Regions from separate parts of the Homo sapiens genome. Here region 1 is linked to region 2. Evidence: chromatin contacts called from ENCODE Hi-C or POLR2A ChIA-PET data. All regions are on one chromosome and are shown on one strand. The core of a region is the stretch at or near the end of the contact, and the rest is flanking DNA. Distances in the headings are between cores, read along the strand shown. Region 1 holds the start of SMIM1 (small integral membrane protein 1 (Vel blood group)). Region 2 holds the start of ARHGEF16 (Rho guanine nucleotide exchange factor 16).

Evidence for each region. A loop is a pair of places that touch in the nucleus more often than their neighbours do. ChIA-PET counts read pairs that join two places held with the same protein, here RNA polymerase II (POLR2A). Pooled maps may share reads with other maps.
Region 1: a loop to region 2 is called in a pooled map, with 6 times the contacts of the local background. The contact joins the promoter of SMIM1 here to the promoter of ARHGEF16 in region 2. A Hi-C loop is called at or near these places in 5 of 50 pooled maps. POLR2A ChIA-PET finds 5 or more read pairs at or near these places in 2 of 52 experiments (H1 and HepG2).

The regions. Positions count from the first base shown.
Region 1 is chr1:3,770,094-3,775,150 of GRCh38, forward strand. It overlaps SMIM1 (small integral membrane protein 1 (Vel blood group)), which reads left to right and starts at 2,656. Exons shown (of 4, transcript NM_001288583.2): 1 at 2,656-2,695; 2 at 2,970-3,088. CCDC27 (coiled-coil domain containing 27) reads left to right here. Exons shown (of 12, transcript NM_152492.3): 12 at 1,308-1,552. The coding sequence ends at 1,430. RefSeq lists enhancers at 1,039-1,717, 3,004-3,519, 3,520-4,035, 4,775-4,919, a silencer at 2,063-2,942 and cis regulatory regions at 4,863-4,879, 4,871.
Region 2 is chr1:3,452,592-3,457,728 of GRCh38, forward strand. ARHGEF16 (Rho guanine nucleotide exchange factor 16) reads left to right here and starts at 2,074. Exons shown (of 15, transcript NM_014448.4): 1 at 2,074-2,220. RefSeq lists enhancers at 156-908, 4,670-5,137.

The DNA of each region.
Region 1 (5,057 bases), core at 1,406-3,905, 320 kb after region 2:
GAGTCTTAGCTACTCTCAGCAAAACGGGGGACGGGCATCAGAGACCAGCAGTAACTGCCACAACCCATCCTGAGCGCTGTGGAGAGGGGACAAGCCGCTCAGGGCACGAAGATTCTCCCACAGCAGGAGCCCAGCCCCGGCTTTGTCCAGCTTGGTCCCCTCCGCTGGTATCACCACCCACTGATCCAGGGCCCTGGTGCAGACCCCTCCCACCCCGGCCACAGCCTCCTGGGCTCCTTCCTGACCAGGGGTCCCCAAGCAAGGGCCTCGGAGAAGTAGAGGGGTGTAGGAGAATTCAGGCCTTGGGGTCACTGGGCATGAGGGGGTCACCACCCACCAGCTGGGGGCCACACACTCACTTTTCTGAGCCATAGATGCCTCCCTCTGTGATGGACAGCGCATGCTCACCTGCAAGGTGTCGTAAGACTCAGAGCTCTGGGAGCCGGGCACCGGCTATGGCTCTGTGTGGGGCTGTGTACTACGAAGGGGTCACCTCTCACCAGGAGCTGCTTTTGTTCCCAAGACCCACACTTCACCCTCTGGGGCTGCCCTTGAACCCCAGTGTGTGCCCCTGACCTTCCAGCACCCACGTTCCTGGGGCCTGGTTCCCTTCCTCTGCAGAGTGGGGGGCCCTGGACAGTGCCTCTCCTGCAGAGCTGTAATGTGGAGAGAGGTCTCTGCGGCCTTGGTACTGTTGTCTGGGGGAGGGGAGGAGGAAGGGGAGAGAAAGAGGAAGAGAAGAGGGAAGACAGAGGATGGAGGGAGTTATTCCCACCGCACAGTAGCCAGGGAAGAGCACCTTTGCTTGCTTGCCATAGCCTGACATGAACCAGCAACGGCCCAGAGAGGAGAATGGAAGAGAGGTGGGGACAACATTCCCTCTGTACAGGACAGAAGGGACTTGAGGGACAGATGTGACGACCTCAAAGATCTCTAGGAGTCTGGGGCTCCTCACAACTCTAAGAGGGCTGAAGAGGGGGCTTAGTGCAGGCTTCTGCGGGCTGGTGGTGTGCACCTGCCCCCGGCTCCGCATTCTGTGACTTCACTTCCGTGGCTGAAAATCAGCCACTGTGGGAATATTCCCACCACAGAAACTGGCAACGCCACAAAGCCGAGGGTTGTTTGTTTTTTCTCCCCCTGGAGAGCCGGTTGTAAGTATTCACCAGCACACCCCTGCTGCAGCAAGCCTCTCTGGAGGAGGAGGAGAGGGTGGCGTCCCGGGCAGCTGGCACGGACTGTGCAGACCGGCCTCAAGGCCAAGGTGAGGAACTGGGAAGGCCACCTCGACGGCTGTGTTTCTTGTGTAGAGAATTATCTCAGAGAGAAGCGACTACTATAATCAGCTGAAGCAGAAAGGCGTCAAAGTGCCCCCCCTGCAACAGTCAGAGGCCTTCCTGACCAGCAAATCCAAGAAGGGGACCTCCAAGTAGGCCCAGCCAGGCCCCCAAATACGGTCAGCCCAGCAGAGGCCGGGGCCCAGCTCCAGAACCACCCGCCCCCACCATGCGTCCTGCTCTCAGACTCAGAATTAAACCCCGGTGTTGGCACTGTCCCACCTTTTTCTTCTCTGGGATCCACGCGGGGGCCTACTCTCCTCTGCGACCTTGAGCTACAAGGACACTCCCCATTCCAAAGCTCACTCACAGGGAGTCAGCACACCAGCCTGTGCCCCTAGCTCCTAACAGGTCCCCTTGCGGCACCAGGCTGCCAGAGGCCTGAGCCGGGGTGTCCGCCCAGCACTCAGCACAGACCTCACGCCTGAGCAGAAGGGGTCTGTGACCTTCTGCCCTGGGGGCTCTCCTGGCTGGGGCACTCTCTTGCTGGAGGACCCCTCTGGAAGATGGTGAGGGTGGGGGGCTCTGTTCCCATCCCCCCGCTCCTGGAAGGAAAGCTTTACGCACGGGAACGGTGTCTGTGGTCCCCGACGCTTCCCCGGCGCCTCTGAGGCTCTGGGCGCCTGAACACCTTCGGAAGGGACTCTCCCCATTACCCTTCTCTGCTCCCCACCCACACCTGCTTCCCTTCCCGCCGCGAGCACCGAGCGTGGGCCACGTGCGGGCGCCACGCCCCTCAAGCCCCGGAGGAGGACGGTCCCCGCGGCCGGGTCCCCGAACCCAGCATTCAGGCCCAGACGCGCCCAGAGCCTCCCGCAGTCTCGTCGGCGCTGCAGCCGGGTCCCCGCGGGGCTGGGAGGCTCGTGGCGTCGGAGGGGCTCCAGCAGGGGTGAAGGAGGTCGGGGACCCTGGAGGCCCCAAGGGCGAGCCGTCTGGGGGCAGAAAGTGCAGCCCTCTGCAGACCCTGCCCGGCCCCCCTGCACCTCCTGGCCCCGGGGCTGGGCGGCCTAGAGCCCCGGCCCCTTCCGGACGAGGCGTCTCCCGGCCCCACTCGCCCCGCCCCCAGCCCCTTCTGGACCAGGCGCCTCCCCGCTGCGGCCCTAGCCCTTCCCCGCATGGCCCCGCCCCCCTCTCGCCCCGCCCCCTCTCGCCCCGCCCCCGGCCCCTTCTGGACCAGGCGCCTCCCCGCTACTGGCCCCAGACCTTCCCCGCATGGCCCCGCCCACCACTCTAGCCCCGCCACCTTCCGGACCAGACACCTCCCCGCTGCTGGCTCCAGCCCTTCCCCGCGTGGCCCCGCCCCCGCCCTCGCCCCCTGCCCAGGCCCGGCCCCTGCGGAGCCCAGAGACGCGGGGACACAGGTGAGGCGCGCGGGGTCCGGGCTGCGGCTTCCCGGTGCGGCCGCAGTGGGCAGGTGCGACTGTGCGCGGCCTCGCTGGCTGAGAACTGGCGGGGGTGGGGGCGTGCCCTGGACTGACCCCCACCGGCCTAACCCGCGGTGCGGGGCCAGGGCCGGAACTGCCCGCCCGGCTCCTTGCCCGGCTCCTTGTGGCTGCTGGGGACCCCCGACACCAGCCACTTTCCCTTCCCGGCCCTTAGCAAGATCGGCTTCTCCGGTCACCTTTATTTTTTTAGGCTCGAGGCGTCTGCCGCACCTCAGCCCACGACCTGCCCCGCTGGGAGGTGCGGGCCGCTGGCCAGGCCCTGACCGCAACCTGGCCCAGAGGCCCCAGCCCTCAGGCAAGGTTCTCCGGGTAAGTGTGGGGCCCTGAGGCGCTGTGGGGTGAAGAGGTCTATGGAGGGGCGCCTGTGTACCTAGGGCCTTCCTGCACTCACAAGCCCCCAGGAGGTGCCAGGATCCGGGAGCCTCCCAGGGCCTGGAGGGGAGTCCCTGATGGGTTCCTGCCGCCACACCTGTGACCATCACATGAGTGTGGAGAGACGTTTACTGAGCAAGTGAGGGAGGCCAGCCTCAAGGGCCGGCTCTGGTGGCTGTGCACCGGGGTGACTTGGGAACAACGTGTTCTACGTCAGCAAGACAGGAACCCATGATCCCAGAGTTGAACACACTGGGCTTGACCCCTCCCACCGGGAGGCCCATGGTGGGCTGCTGCTGTGGACTTGGAGCCTCAGCACTCCCGAGACTAATGCTGCGTGGATGTCGGGTTGCAAGGCGGCTGCTGCAGCTCCAGCAGCTCCAGCCATCACGTCGAGTCTGGAAGAAGGAGGTGGCTGCTGCTGCTTTCACAGAAGCAAACTCTCCCATCCCCTGCTGCACCCTGGCTCCTGGACCCCAGCTGGGTGACTTGGGAAAGCAGGGGTGGTGGTATTAAGCTTGTCTTACCCGGGTCATGGCTGTTACCTGGGGCTGGCACATTGCTGCTGGGACCAGAATGGGATTCTGCACACCAGGCAAGAGGGCGTGAACCTCGGGTAGGCAGCTGACCGCTCCACATGCTCCGGGAAAACAGCACCCATACTCCAGTAGAGGCTGGGCCTCTCCGGGCCTGAGTGCCAGGCTGCACTGAGCCAGGGCTCCCACCGAAGGCACACTTTATGGCTTTGAGACAGCTCCTTCTGCCTCTCTGGGCTTTGGGGGAAGGCAGACATGGAAGTGCCGGGAGTCTCAGAACTGCCTGGGGCCTGAGTTTCTGAGCTGGCTTCTTGCAGGGGAGTGGCTGCTGTGCCTTTAGGCCTCTGTGCCGATGACCTGGGAGGAAGGTCAGCCTTCCCCGCTGGAGGGGGCCCAGCAAAGCCTCAGCTCCTAGAAGTGAGGGGCCTGCCATTGCCTGCCCGAGGACCCCACTCCTGGGGGCCAGATGCTGAGAGGGGACACTGGGGGCCCAGCAGACCAGAGAGCTGACCCCAGTCCCACAGCCTGGGTGGGTTGTCAACTTCTCGTGCCCCCTCCAACTCCTCCACCCCCACACCCCCTTAGGTAAATAGGAGGTCGAAACAGAGGCCAGAGGGTAAAGGAGGTGCTTAGAGTCCGGGCTGGCTCAGGCCGGCCGGGCAGCTGTGCTAGTGCTTGGAGTTCCTGCTCAGTCCCCGTGGTCTCCTCGCCCCTCTGGGCACTTGGGCTGCCAGGCACCGAGCTGAGTGCCGAGATGCAAAGATGAGTCCCAGGTCTGCAGGAGTTGGAGCCCAGCAGGGAGCTGGCCTTGGGGCCGGGCCCCTCCTGCTCTGGGCAGCCACCCAGCCCTACGACCCTCCTGTCTCTGTAGGGCCTCCCCAAGGCCTTGAATCCACCCCGGCCCCGTGCTCAGTGCATCATGCCCCCCAAGCCCCAGCCCTCCTAGAGGTGTGGGTGGGGGAGGGGCTGCAACCCACACAGGCTGAGGACACAGCTGCTGCCACTGCCTGGGGCCAGCCACGCATCCTCCCCAGACAGGGACCGGTCTAGCTGTACCAGCCGCTGCCCCGGACCTGCTGCCCTGCCCCACCCCCCCCTCCCCTGGCCAGCCTCCCCAGAGGCCAGAAGGCGCCTTATCGGGCAGGGTTAAGGAGGGGGACAGTTATCAGGGGCTGCAGCCTAGATTGGGCCACAATGTCCTCGTCTCTTGAGGGTGGCAGGCTGTGCAGGCTCCCTGATAAAAGCACCGGGGAAGGGAGGCTCCTGGAGTGTGCTGGAAGGAAACACTGGCCTCCCACATGCCTGAGGTCAGGGCTTGGCCTGAGATGGAATTCTCGCTTGGTCCCATCCTCCCGGCCTGACCCTGGGCA
Region 2 (5,137 bases), core at 824-3,323:
CGCTGCCCACCCTACAGCAATGCACAGTGGCTGTTAAGCTTGGGGGATCCACATCTTCTCCCCTGCCAGTAATGTGGGAGGGGAAGGCCCCCAGGGCAGGCTGAGCCACAGGCTCGGGATCCCACCACAGAGGTGCAGGAAGTGCCACGGGCCGACCCCACTGGCAGGCCTCCCACTGGCAGGCCTCCCCGGAGTCTCTCTCTCCTTGCGAGCCCCTTAGGTCTCCAAGCTGGTTCCTTCCAACCTCTCCCTTAGGCCTCATGCCAGGGCGATCTCCTGCGCCAGCATCAGGCCCTCATTTACAGCAGAGGTGACAGAGGCACAGAGAGGTCCTGACGCCAGCTCAGGTGACATCCCCAGCAAAGGGACCATCCCAAGCACACGCTGAGTGGCCTCTGGAAGCCAGCAGGACATGGGGAGACGAAGCCAGACCCAGGGTGGCTGAACGGGCCCAGCAGGGGCTGGACAGAAGGTGTGGGGTTGGGGGTAACTTGGAGGCAGCTACTGAAAGAGGGTTTTACAGGAAAGCACTCAGTGGGAATCAGGAACCTGGGTCCTGCTGACTGGCCTGGGGCAAGGCTTCTGTCCCCTCACTGGGCCTCAGTGACCCCACCGCACCTCAGTCCCCTCACGGGTCAAGGCTCCGGGACACCCCAGCTCCCTCCGGCAGGCCGGGCCTCGTCGGTGCAGTACCCATCATGGACTCAGGAGGGCAGCAGCCACCTGCCTTTCCCAAGAGCTGCCTGGAAGTGGAACCTCCCCACAGGCGGCTCCAGGTGGAGGCTGCAGCCCACAGGGGTCAACTCTTAGCTCCTCCCTCATCCACCCTCCCTCCCAGGGGATGGATGGCCCACGGGACCCATCCCTGAGGCCAGCCTGTGCCCTGCCCAGATGGCACCTGACACCCAGGCAGCCCCAGCCACAGGGCAGACATTGGGGGACTAGTGGGTGGGGCGACCAGAGCAGGAGGGGCAGGGCAGGCCGCCCCTCTACCTATGACACCTGAGAAAATGCCAAGTGACAGCCCCAGAGCCTGTGGTGTCTCCTCAACCCGCAACGGGATCTCACGGCCGCCCAGGCCAGGGAGGCAGGTCCTGGGAGGAGGGTGGTCAGTGCCTCTGGCTGGCACACCGGTGCCCGGCCCACGACCCCAAGGCCTGGGGTCAGTGAGGGGACGCTGGTAGAAGCTGACCCAAAGCCCAGTGTGGATGTTCACATGGAGGCCTTTGGCAACAGGCCTTTCCTGAAAAGGGGATGATGGAGGCAGGTCAGAAGTGGGTCTGAGCCCTGGGACCTCAGGTCACATTCCTGAATGGCCAGGCCCAAGCTTGGGAGGCTTGGCTCAGCCCCCAGCCCCTCCCACAGCACCAGGTGGCCTGATTCCTGAACCCCCAGCTGGGGGGCTGCTGCAGCCTCTGCCCGGGGCCCTCCCTCACTTTCACACGGGTTCCCAGCAGGCGGAGCAAGGAAAGGCCAGGCTCGGAGTCCAGGCTCAGCCTTGTGCACGAGGGCGAGCGCCTTCCTTTCCAGGACTCGGTCCTTCTCTGTGAAATGGGGATGACCGCGACTCAACCACACCAAAAAGGTGGCCAGAGTGCTTTGCGCCCTCTTGGCTGTCTTTGGCCGCCTGGCTTCCAAGAATCCAGAGGGCCGGGCCTTTCTACAGCAAACATCGGTCCCCGCAGGGCTGGTCTCCTTCCCCGAAGGCTTCCTGGAGGAGGCAGTGGAGCGGGGCCTGGAAGGACAGTGACGCAGGAGGGAGCCGAGCCGCTCTGGCCCCACGCCTGGCAGGCGACTCCCGGGCCGGCCTCGAGGGGGCGTGGGCGCGGGGAGGGAAGGCGCAGGCACCGGGCGGCGGCGGCTCGGCGGGAATCGAGAGGCGCGATCCAGTCCGGGCGATCACGTGGGCTCCAGCCGGCCCAGGTGGGGCTGTGACCTGTGACGCAGGCGGCGCCGCCACAGGTGCCCGGGACGCGCCCCGCCCCCTCCCCGGCCCTCCCCGCCCGGGCCCTCGGACCCGGAGCAGCCCCGCCCGCCCAGCGCCCACCTGCGGGGCCGCAGCCGCCGCCCTCCAGCCAGACCGCGCAGGAAGCGGAGGAGGCGCCCCGGGCCGGACCGCGCTGCCGCAGGAGCGAAGCGGCTGCAGGACAGGACAGGACCCGGCGCTGGAAGCTGCACCGCCAGCGCGCCGCCCCTCCGTCCCTCCGCCCCGCGGCGCAGGTGAGCCTGGGGGACAGGTGAGCCGGGGGACAGGTGAGTCGGGGCTCGGGGGAGCCGGGTGGGGGGATTAGCCCGGGGGAGGCGCCGGGAACCCGGGGCGCTTCTCCTCCCCCTCGCTTTTCCCGCAAGCCCCGCCCCGGCAGCCGCAACAACTTCGCGACCCTCCTGGGGCTCCGCCGGGGCGGGAGAGGCGGGGCTCGCGGGCTGAGCCGGATGCGACTTTGGACCCGCCCCCCCACACACACCAGGCAGCCCCCTGCTTGCCCCCGCCCGCTCGCTCGCTGCCCTCTCTTGACCCCGAGTGGCCGCTTCCTCTTCCTAAAGGAAAACTTCCATGCAACCGGAACCTGGGTTCAGACTTGAGCGCCGAGGACTCTGGAAGCCCCAGGGAGTTTGAAAGAGCATGGGGTGGGGGGCGGAACAGAACGACCCTCCCGGGAGCTCTTTGGGGAATCTGACACCCAAACCTGCTTTGGCCCCAAAATTTCAGAAAAGCCCCGAGAAGGAAGAACCCCACACCCAAGACAAACCCAAACCATACGCCCCTCCCCCACCCTTGACCTTGGTGGGCGGTGGCAGGGAGGGACCTGCTTTGTCTCCCCTGAGAAGGGAGATGGGGAGGGGGAGGGGTGCGTCCCACCTACCAGGGAGCCGTGGCCGCTTGTCTTGGCCGCTCAGCCTCTTTCTGCGTCTGTGAAATGGGAACAGTATCCCTTTTGAGATTTGAGCAGGTGGGGGGACTGAGGGAGTGGCAGCGATGGCAGGTCTTGGTGACCTCTGCTTCTGACCTGAATCAAGGCCTGAATCTTCTCTGTGTCCTTGAGGGGAACAGTCTGTGCACCACCTAACATGGGGGCCTAGGGGGTGCGTGTGGGCCTGGCTGGGGGTCCAGCAAGAGGGTCCAGGTGCTGTGCCTGGCTGCAGGTCCTGACCCCTCCGTGGCATAGTTCCCAGGTGTGTGGGTTTCAGGCTCACATCCTGGCTCTTTGTGAACTAAGCAGCTCTTGGGGCCTCGGTTTCCTCATCCGTAAAATGGGACTAGTAGGAGTGTTGAGTTAGAAGATGTTGACCCACAAGTGTGCCAGGCAGACGTGGACCCTGCTGTGCGATGCCCACAGCCAGCAGAGGGGAACAGGGTGAGATGAAAGGTACTGTCCAGAGCAGGAGCCATGGGCTGAAGGTAGGCACTCCTCACCCACCCCAGTCTTGCTGGAAGGGAGGTGTCTTGGGGGCTTCCTGGAAGAAGTAAGTCACCTGGACCAAAGTCACCTGGAGGGTGGGATGGGCCCTCCCTCCACCTGGACACTGGGGAGAAACCCTTGTTGGGGGGCCTCCCTGAGGTCGCTGGCTCTTCGGGGGCCATCTCTGACCCACAGGACCACCCTATGTGGGAAGCACTTTCCACCTACACATGAGGAAACTGAGGCACAGAGGTGAAGCAGTGAGAAGCGGCGTGCCAGGGTCCCCACAGCTCACATGTGACGCGCAGGTCCCCATCCTGAGGATGGCCATCTGTGTTCACGTTGTGATCCAGGCGCAGGCGCTCCCCGCGAGTTTGGGTCTGAGTTTTAGTTTTGGTTTCCAGATGGATCTGGGCTGCTCCTGTCCTTAGCACAGGGGACCATCCGTCTGGAGCAGCGTCCTTATTTCTAGTGACTCCCTGGCTGAGGCCAGAACCCCCACTCCCCCCGGTCCCCATTTGGGGACAGCCATCCAGGTCAGGACAGGGCCTGGCCAGCAGTCCCACCCCCGCAGGCCACATTCCCTCTGCACCTGGTTTCCTTACCTGCCCGGGAAAATACCCACCTTCCAGAAGTTTGGGGAGGGGCAGAAGACAGTGGATGACAGGGCATTCAGAGGGCACTGTCTGTGTGTCTGTCCTACAGCGGGTGAACGGGTGGCAGGAGACCTGTCACCCACACGGGCACCTGTCAGAGGCAGGCTCTGATTCCCACCCTTTGGGGGAACCCCGTGAGTGGCAGCAGAGCCAGGGACAGCAGCTGGGTTTATGGGATGTCTCATTCAGAGCCGGAGCTGGGGAGTGACTGGAATGCACTTTGGGCTGAACCAGCTATGTCCAGGTGGGAGGGCCAGGTGCACTTCCCCGCCCCCACCGCGCAGGGTGGCTCTCTGCTTAGCTGCCTAGGATTTCCCTACCGCAGCCCTAGGGACCTTGATCCAGATAACAGGTCTCTCCAGCAGCCTTGCCAACCAGTAGCCAGGACTCCTGACTACCAGCAGTGTCCCCAGACGTTGGCAAATGTGCCCTGGGGGCCAAAACTGCCCCAGTGAAGGCCGCAGAGCCAAATCCCTGGCCACCTTGCAAACGGAGCTGGCTGATGTGTGCTGCATGATTTGCAAAAGCAAGTCCTCCCCCCGATTATGTGACTGAGTCCGAAGTTTGACGGGCAGAATTACCGGAGTACAAGGGCATCATTGTAGCTTGAGTTTGCCTTCACTGAGGTTGGATGGACAGGTGCTAGAGAGGCCGCGCCCCACTGGGCCGAGTGGGGTCAGCCGGACCTAGAGGCCAGGGTAGGAGGGACAGAAATGCCTGAGGGTGGGACCACATGAAGCTGGAGGCCTGTGCAACATCCTAACCGGAGGGGCAGCAAACTTGGGGCAATTGGGTCCTGGTGGCCGTGACAGCAGCTGTGCCCAGAGCCCAAGGCGCTGGCTGGGAGATTGTACTGCTATGGGGATGCTGGAGGCACGGGGCTGGCGCCCACTAGACTCACTAGAAGCCCATCTCTCCGGAAGGATAAGGGGGCAGGAGGGCGGGGCTACAGAGCGGCCCACCCAACCAACACTGGGTCCGAGATCCAGCAGATCAGCCAAGGCCAAGTACGGACAGGAACGGACAGGCTGGGCAGGGGGCCCTGAGACTGGCCAGCGACCACAGATTCCACCTGCTTGG